Linked DNA regions of Mus musculus: all the other regions are linked to region 3. A link is a loop called in an ENCODE intact Hi-C map of the cell type or tissue named here. Cell type or tissue: left cerebral cortex. All regions are shown on one strand.

The links. Hi-C counts contacts between places; a loop is a spot of excess contacts. Peaks named below come from ENCODE experiments on the same cell type or tissue, not always from the same donor. Only the 100,000 strongest peaks of a DNase experiment are listed, where the experiment ranks them.
Region 1: it touches region 3 in a loop (7-fold over the local background); 5 of 42 quality-filtered maps call a loop at or near these places.
Region 2: it touches region 3 in a loop (2.0-fold over the local background); 9 of 42 quality-filtered maps call a loop at or near these places.

Annotation. Positions count from the first base shown.
Region 1 is chr5:146,913,131-146,915,630 of GRCm38, reverse strand. No RefSeq gene overlaps it. Among named protein-coding and RNA genes, the nearest start is that of Gm10858, 17 kb to the right of the region's middle. In left cerebral cortex, a CTCF peak has its summit at 1,050 (motif pointing left); a DNase peak (open chromatin) is centred at 1,068.
Region 2 is chr5:146,939,226-146,941,725 of GRCm38, reverse strand. No RefSeq gene overlaps it. Among named protein-coding and RNA genes, the nearest start is that of Gtf3a, 8.2 kb to the left of the region's middle. In left cerebral cortex, CTCF peaks have their summits at 1,193, 1,392 (motif pointing left) and 2,480 (motif pointing left); a DNase peak (open chromatin) is centred at 1,405.
Region 3 is chr5:147,298,156-147,300,655 of GRCm38, reverse strand. No RefSeq gene overlaps it. Among named protein-coding and RNA genes, the nearest start is that of Gm35112, 1.4 kb to the right of the region's middle. In left cerebral cortex, a CTCF peak has its summit at 1,313; a DNase peak (open chromatin) is centred at 1,382.

The DNA of each region.
Region 1 (2,500 bases), 390 kb after region 3:
TCTAGAGAGAGAGAGTTCTAGGACAGTCAGGACTACGTAAAACAAAAAACAAAAACAACAACAAAAATCTAAAGAGTTAATAAACTTTTATTTTCTTTTTTATTCATTTTTTAAAATTGGTTATTTTATTTATTTACAGTTCAAATGTTATCCCTCTCCCCAGTTTCCCCTCCACAAATACAATTTTATTTTCAAAAAGAATATACTTCTTGAAAAAAAAAAAACAAACAAAAAAGAATATACTAATGAGAGATTATTTTTTAAAAAACAGAATAGTTTCCTATACATAAAAACAATTAAATTTTTATGTTCTGAGCTCGTTTGAGGGGAAATAAGCCATGGTTTAAACTAACTTGGGGAAATGCCTTGTGGAGAGTTGGTGGCAGTATCACTTAGCAACTTGATCCAAATCAATGCAACCAATTGTCACATCAGTATCAAAGGAGTGCTATTGATCGTTTCTATTAGAGTAGATAGAACTGAAGGTGTTGCCCTGCCTGTGGAAATGGTATTGACCGAACTTTCATGACAGTGTGCTGCTGTCTGAGGAAGAGTCAGGTCAAGTCAGGATTTAGCATCACCTCTTTGAGGGTGTCTGCCCGGAAACATGTTCCCATGGGTTCCAAATCTGTGTCATCCAAGCTCAAAAAAAAAAAAAAAAAGAGGGGCCAGAGAGAAAGGTTAGCAGCACTGGCTACTCTTGCAGTGGATCCCAGGTTCAATTCCCAGCACCTCCATGGTACTCACAACCATCTGTAAACCTATACCCTCCCTTTTGGTTTTTGTTTTTTGTTTTTTGTTTTTTTTTTTCCAAGACAGGGTTTCTCTGTGTAGCCCTGGCTGTCTCAAACCAAAGCAAAGCAAACCGGGGGAGAGGGGGGGAGAGTTGATGTGAGAAAGTATGTTTTGGACATAAGGGTGACACAAGACACTTGAACATCTCTGAGAAACGAATCCCCAAACCAATCCCCTACAATCAATCCCCTAGCCTGAGAGGGGTGACCATAGAGGTGGGGAAAGCAATTTATAGCCACACAGCGCCACCTGCTGCTCACCACGGAGTAAAGAGCCCAGTGTGAAATCAGGGAGAGCCGTGGACTCTGAGCCCCAGATATTGAGGGAAGTTAAGTGTGGCTGTGCTAGTTTGTCCTGTGACGTGTGAGCATAAAGGCACCTCGGGGGATTGGCTGCATCTATAAATGTCTGCCAACTGGGAGCCATCTGATAAAATGGGAGGTTTGAGACACATGTTGACTCACAGACAAGGCTCTCTCCTGTGTGCTCTGTGTGTCGAGAGCGGACCAGACCAGAAAGCCAAGTAGAAAGTGGCCTTCTCTTTAATGACTCTAGGAAATGGCACTTGTAGGCACCAGACTGTCTAGGGATGGGCTTGGAGATTGAGGTATAACAAGCCTACAGCTCACTGACTCACAGGCTCCTGCTGCTAGCATTCCTTTATAGAGAAGACACAGGGGAGGGTCAAGGAAGGGTGTTTTAAGGTTTCCCTTGCCAGAACCCACAAGACCAGGTCAGTGGTTTCCAGCACTCTTCAGAGTGGGTGAGGCATCTTGGTGCCCAAGGGAGAGGAGCGGTGAGCACCATGCAGCCTGCCACTGTGTAGACAAAGCAAGCCTAAGGAGCAGTCTATAATCCTGGCAGGCCTTATTCCGTGAATGCCACTCACCCTGCTGTGTCTGCTGTCTGACATCTAGATGTCAGGGCTGGGGAGGGCTAAGGGTGCTCCGTTTCACACTCAACGCCTGTCGGGGACTTTGCAGGTGGAACCAAATATTAAACACAGGCTGCTGGACCCTTGATCTGCTCAAATGTAAGAATTTTGAAATCTACAAACACTCCCATATGGGTGAAGACACCATGTGTGGGATCTGCTGGAAGGACCGGCCCAGTATGGTTGCTGGCCCAACCTCTCTGGATCAGGAGCTGCATGTTTGGGCCTGTCAGACTCCATGTCACATCTGAATAGGATACAGACAAGCATCCCAAACCACCAGCTCCCTGTCTGGAAGGATTCCTAGTAACACACCCGTAACTAAACCGGCCCCATAACAGGGGAAGCCTAAGGCTAATGGTTCTCGACTTACAGGGGTCTGCTTGAGGGTGGCTCCTCCTGATGAGGCGAAAGCAGGTGCTTTCAGGAGAAACAGGTACTTCAGGTTTTAAATGTGGCTCTTCTCCCTGGCTAGTGACATGCAATTTGATGCTCTTTCATGACGTGGGGGGTGGGGGGCGCAGATAGCAGTGATCTCAGCTCCCAGTCTATCCTGCAACTGATACATTGGGCCACAACCACATGCTAGATCTCTTCAGGGTTGGTGGACCACAGGGTTTTCCACTTAGGGTGTGTCAGCCTGGTGTATTTTTATTGAGGCACAGCCTGGTCATTACTTACGATGCAGCTGGCAATGGTGGTGCTTTAATCCCAGCACTTGGGAGGCAGAGGCGGGTGGATTTCTGTGAATTCGAGGCCAGCCTGGTCTAC
Region 2 (2,500 bases), 360 kb after region 3:
CGCTTACCCAGAGAGAAGAGCAGACAGCTAGGCTTTTTGCTACAGTGTGTCTTCCAAAAAACTGGGCTTTGGGCTTTGAGCAGATGTAGAGACAGCCGCAGGCTTGTCTATGGGCTCACCTGCTCCCACAGAGGGAAAGGGATCTAAAAGGAGAGAAGATGCCTTCTTCTTTTTATTTTTCTTAAAAAAAGGAAAGAAAGAAAGAAAGATTTATTTATTTATTTTATGTATATGAGTACACTGTAGCTGTACAGATGGTTGTGAGCCTTCACGTGGTTGTTGGGTATTGAATTTAGGACCTCTACTTGCTCCGGTCAACCCCACTCGCTCAATCCCTGCTCGCTCCTGCCCAAAGATTTATTTAAATAAGTACACTGTAGCTGACTTCAGATGCACCCGAAGAGGGCATCAGATCTCATTATGGGTGGTTGTGAGCCACCACGTGGTTGCTGGGATTTGAACTCAGGACCTTCGGGGAGCAGTCAGAGCTCTTACCCACTGAGCCACCTCTCTAGCCCGAGGATGCCTTCTTTCAGCTGCAGCTGGAACAGAACTTTCCACTTGAATGTTTTTGTGTTCTAATTCTTCAGACCTTGGGTTCAAGAAACCTCCTGTGTAGGTCCTAGCAAGCAGGGAGAAGGCAGGTCCTTTCTCATTCACCTTATCCTTCTATCCCTACAGTCACAGGCTTCCTTACGAACCAAAACTATAGCACCTGCACTATCCTGAGGGCGTATGACCTTTTCTCAGGGGTCTGCAAGCGTGTCTACCTACTGGCACGTACGTTACTGTTGCATGTCCAGCCACTTCATATTGTTCAGGGAGTGGAGTCCTGTGAACAGGCAACAGGCAGCGGAGCCTTCGTATGTGTATACATGTGCCTATATGGCATCCCCAGGGTCTAACTGCCTTTTAAATGGACTTCAAATCATTTTCCCTATTTCTCATAGACGTACCCCTTCTTTGAGGCAAAACGTGATCAACATGGGAGTCAGACGACCTGGAATTGGGTTCTCGGTCTATACTACTTGTCAACCGTGAGTCTGGGCAATCTGCTCATTTGTCTGTCCCTCAGTTGCTCAACCTAAAACAAATGAATCTCCAAGTAGAATTGTATGCATGACATTAAGCTCTGGGAAAAAGAGAGGGGAACCGAATGGATGCAGCCCTTGCCAAAGGGGCAGCATGGGGGCGCTGTTTAATCTGGCATGGGGAAGAGCCAGGGGCCATGAGGTACGTGGGGGACAGAGAAGGATGGAGTGGATTTTACCCAGCAAGGAAAAGAGGTGGCAATCACTCCTTCCTCACAACCTGTTTTGATGTTGTCTTGATCTGAGCCAATGTTGTTTCCCAAGGAAGGAAAGACAACTATACAGTGCCATCTAGTGGTGAGGAAAACACATGCGCGTTCCAATCATACGTCTTTATTGGATTTTATATGACATTAGCAGGTGTAAATAAATTGCATGCTATTACACCCTCAATTCCTCCCATATGGTCGGGCAGCATTTTAAAGTGGTCAGCAAATGTTGACAGCAATCTATCCTTGTCCCACGAACACATTTACCACAAGTAATTAACTTAACTACCTGATAAAAATGTCATTGGCATGTTGTAATGCTAGCTATTGTCTGAAAAGACTTTGACTGACAGTTTCTTATGTTGGCTCTCCGGTTATCTTTATAGGCACATAATCAAATCCAAATTTGATCATTAGTTTATGATTTGATTAAAGCAAACAGCCAAACTGTGTAATCGTCATCCAAATAGATGTATTCTTTGCTTCAATAATGGGCTTTGGATTTTTATATCATTAGAAGACAATAACCAATTAGTCTGATTGCTTTGTGGTGTTGCCAAATGCGGGGGAACCACACCCACCCTTCTTATGAATGTAATTTCATCAGCAGGATTCCACGGGCTCTGAAATATCAATCTGTCTGCTTTCCGGGTTCCTGTTGCTACTCCAGGAGCGCCCATCATTTCATGCAAGCCTTTCATTGCTTTACAAACAGGAGCGACACAAGCTGAGTTTCATGAACCATGGCGAGCATGCCCGCCTGCCTGGGGTCGGGTTGGCAGAGTCTGAATGGCAAAGCAGCAGCTGCCAGAGCCCCGGGCGGCTGCGGCTCCACACCGTCCTAAGAGCTGCGGCTCCAGGCTGTTATAAACAGCTTGAACAATGGACAGCTCCTTGGGGTTGCTTCAGCTGTGACTAGCAAAGTAGCGTGTGCCTTTTCCATAGACTTCAGTCTTCAAATCAGCAAACAGCCTTCTGTGTAAGCTGGGCACACAGTCTCCTCCTGTGTGCTTGTGATAAAGGACACCTCAAAAAGTGTGACAATTGAGCCTGGAGAGATGACTCAGCGGTAAAGAGGTTTTGCTGCTATTGCCTAGAGTGCAGATTCCATTCCCAGCTCACTGTATTGCCAGTTCCAGAGGATCTGATGCCCTCTTCTGGCCGCTACAGGCACTGCACTCATGTGATGCACAAACGAAA
Region 3 (2,500 bases):
TGGGGGTGCCTTTGGGCAAAAAGCTCGTCACAACGGCTAGCTGCTTCCAGCTGCTGCAGAATCATTCGTGGGGGTGGGGTGAGAGGGCTTTAGCTCCCTTCTCAATGCAAACAGAAGGCAACTTCCTCCATTAGCGACCCCCAACCATCCCAGCCACCGCGCGCTCAGGTATGCCCCTTAGCCAATCAAATTGAGCGCAGCATTGACTACTATTTTTTTTTTCCTGTTCTTTCCCGACGACGCTTTTATGACAGATAGTCCTCTGAATTCCTAGGTATTTCCATGGGCCCCCTCTGCCTACACTCCTTTCTAACTACCCGGAATAACATTATCTTCCCACTCCCACCTCCACCAAACACAAGAATTCAAGATCAGAATAAGATCCAAGAGGTGGCTACTTATCTGCCTGATCTGCTGCCTCTCCTGAGTGTCTGGGTCCTCTGGCTAGGCCAGAAAGGAAAACTTTACCACTTCCACTTAGGACTAAGCCGTGCCCTAAGGTACTGGATTCACATGGAGGGAGGAGGCAGGCAGGCAGGGCAGGGAGTCCACCACCCCACCACCCGGCAGCACCTCCCCAGTTTCTCCACTCTAACAGGTGGCGAATTTGCTGTTAGATTGGGAAAGGTGTCTTCTGTAGGAAAGGAAGGGTGTTGGTCACTCAGGGGGGAAGCTGCGTGGGTGTCTGCGGGGCGGGGGCTCCCCAGGTTCAGGGCCAGGTGATCCTCGTTGCCCCCAGGTGCTTCCCGCCCCAGCTAGGATCGCAGCCCTGCGCGGTGGCCGCGCCCACACGTCAGCTCCTCGCCGGCGGCGCGGTTGCTATGCGTTGCCGTGAAACGCCTGTCAATAAACTCTGTTTGGACAGTGGAGCAAGAGCACAAGGGTTGTTTGCTTAGTGGTTAGAGGTTCAAAAGTCGGCATTGTCCCGCTGCACGCGATTACAAGTCCCCCCACCCACCCTTCCCGGGGCTCTCTGGCGCAGAGATGATGGGGGGGGGGCGCTCTGAAACGCAACCAAGCTCGCTGTAGCAGACCCTCCCCCTCTCCCGCTTTCTGTAGCCTGAGCCTCCCAGGCCAAGGGAGCAGGAAAAAAAGGCCCTTCCGGGCCAGTGACGCTGTAGAGAGCTTCAGACCCAGAGACACTGTGTCATCGGTAAAGCCAGCTGGAGGAAACGTGGGATGTGGCGCGAAGTGGCAGACCAGCCTCAGTTTAGAGAGACTTGTACCTGGAGCTTGAGGCTGTTTTAGAGCGAATAATGGAGAGGCTCTATAATGCTCCAGCTCCGGGCCCTTGAGACATCAGCTCTGGGTTCAGGCCGCTAGGAGGCGCGTGTGCTCTGGGAAGAGCTGGGGATTGGTCTGTGCTCTGCGCTCTTTGCTTGGAGACACCTAAAAGGGCTCCAGATCCCGCCCAACTAGAAAATTTCAGCCAACGCGTCTCCTCACCTCAGCTGCTGTCACACCAAGGCACCCGACATCTCCCAGGATAGTTCTTGGCTTGTAGAAAACGAGTTAGGGTTGAAGGTGTAGGGATGGGACATAACGCACTAACAGGCTTGGCATGTGAGAAGGTTCAGTCCCCAGAGCTCACAGTCCAAACGCCCAAGTTCAGACTGCGGGAGATTCTTGGATCTGTTGACTTTAAGAAAACAAACCTGGAATAAAGATTCCTCACCATTCTAAAAGAGCCCCTTTGTACCGTTTCTCTCTTTTTTTCTTTTTCTTTTTAGATTTACATTACCCTGAAGAGATGGCTCAGTGTTTAAAAGCATTGACTGCTCTTCCAGACGATAAGGGTTTGATTCCCAGCACCGAGAAGACAACTCACACCCTTCTGTAACTCCCACTAGTCCAGGGGATCTGCCACCCTCTTCTGGCCTCCTCAGACGGGGTACACTGGCACACATACACGCTGGCAGAACACACGTGAAAAAAAGATAAACGGGATAAAACATCAGTACGGGACATGTATGGAAAGACGCAGGCTGTGTCCAGCTATTTTTTCCCCCTGTGAACACTGTGTTGTATACCCATCTAATAAAGTTAAAGTTTGAAAGGTGAATTTAGTATTTAATCAGATGCTTACATTAGTCAAGAAAATAAATTTTATTTTATTTTAAAATTTAAAAATTTATTTATTATTATTATTTATACAACTACATCATAGCTGTCTTCAGACACACACCCGAAGAGTGCATCAGATCCCATTGCAGATGGTTGTGAGCTACCATGTGATTGCTGGGAATTGAAGTCAGGACCTCTGGAAGAGCAGTCAGTGCTCTTTAACTGCTGAGCCATCTCTCCAGCCCCAAGAAAATGAATTTTAAATAGCAATTAAAACATAGAGCCAGTTATTTCCTTGCCGTTGTGATTCATAACCATCAAGGGAGAAAAGATAGCAACAGGAGGCTGCTGAAGGGCAGAAGCAAACTTTGGGGCCTGTAATTTGCACCACAGGCTGCTCTTTCAGGGTCAGTCGACCTTGGGGAGGTCACAGCTT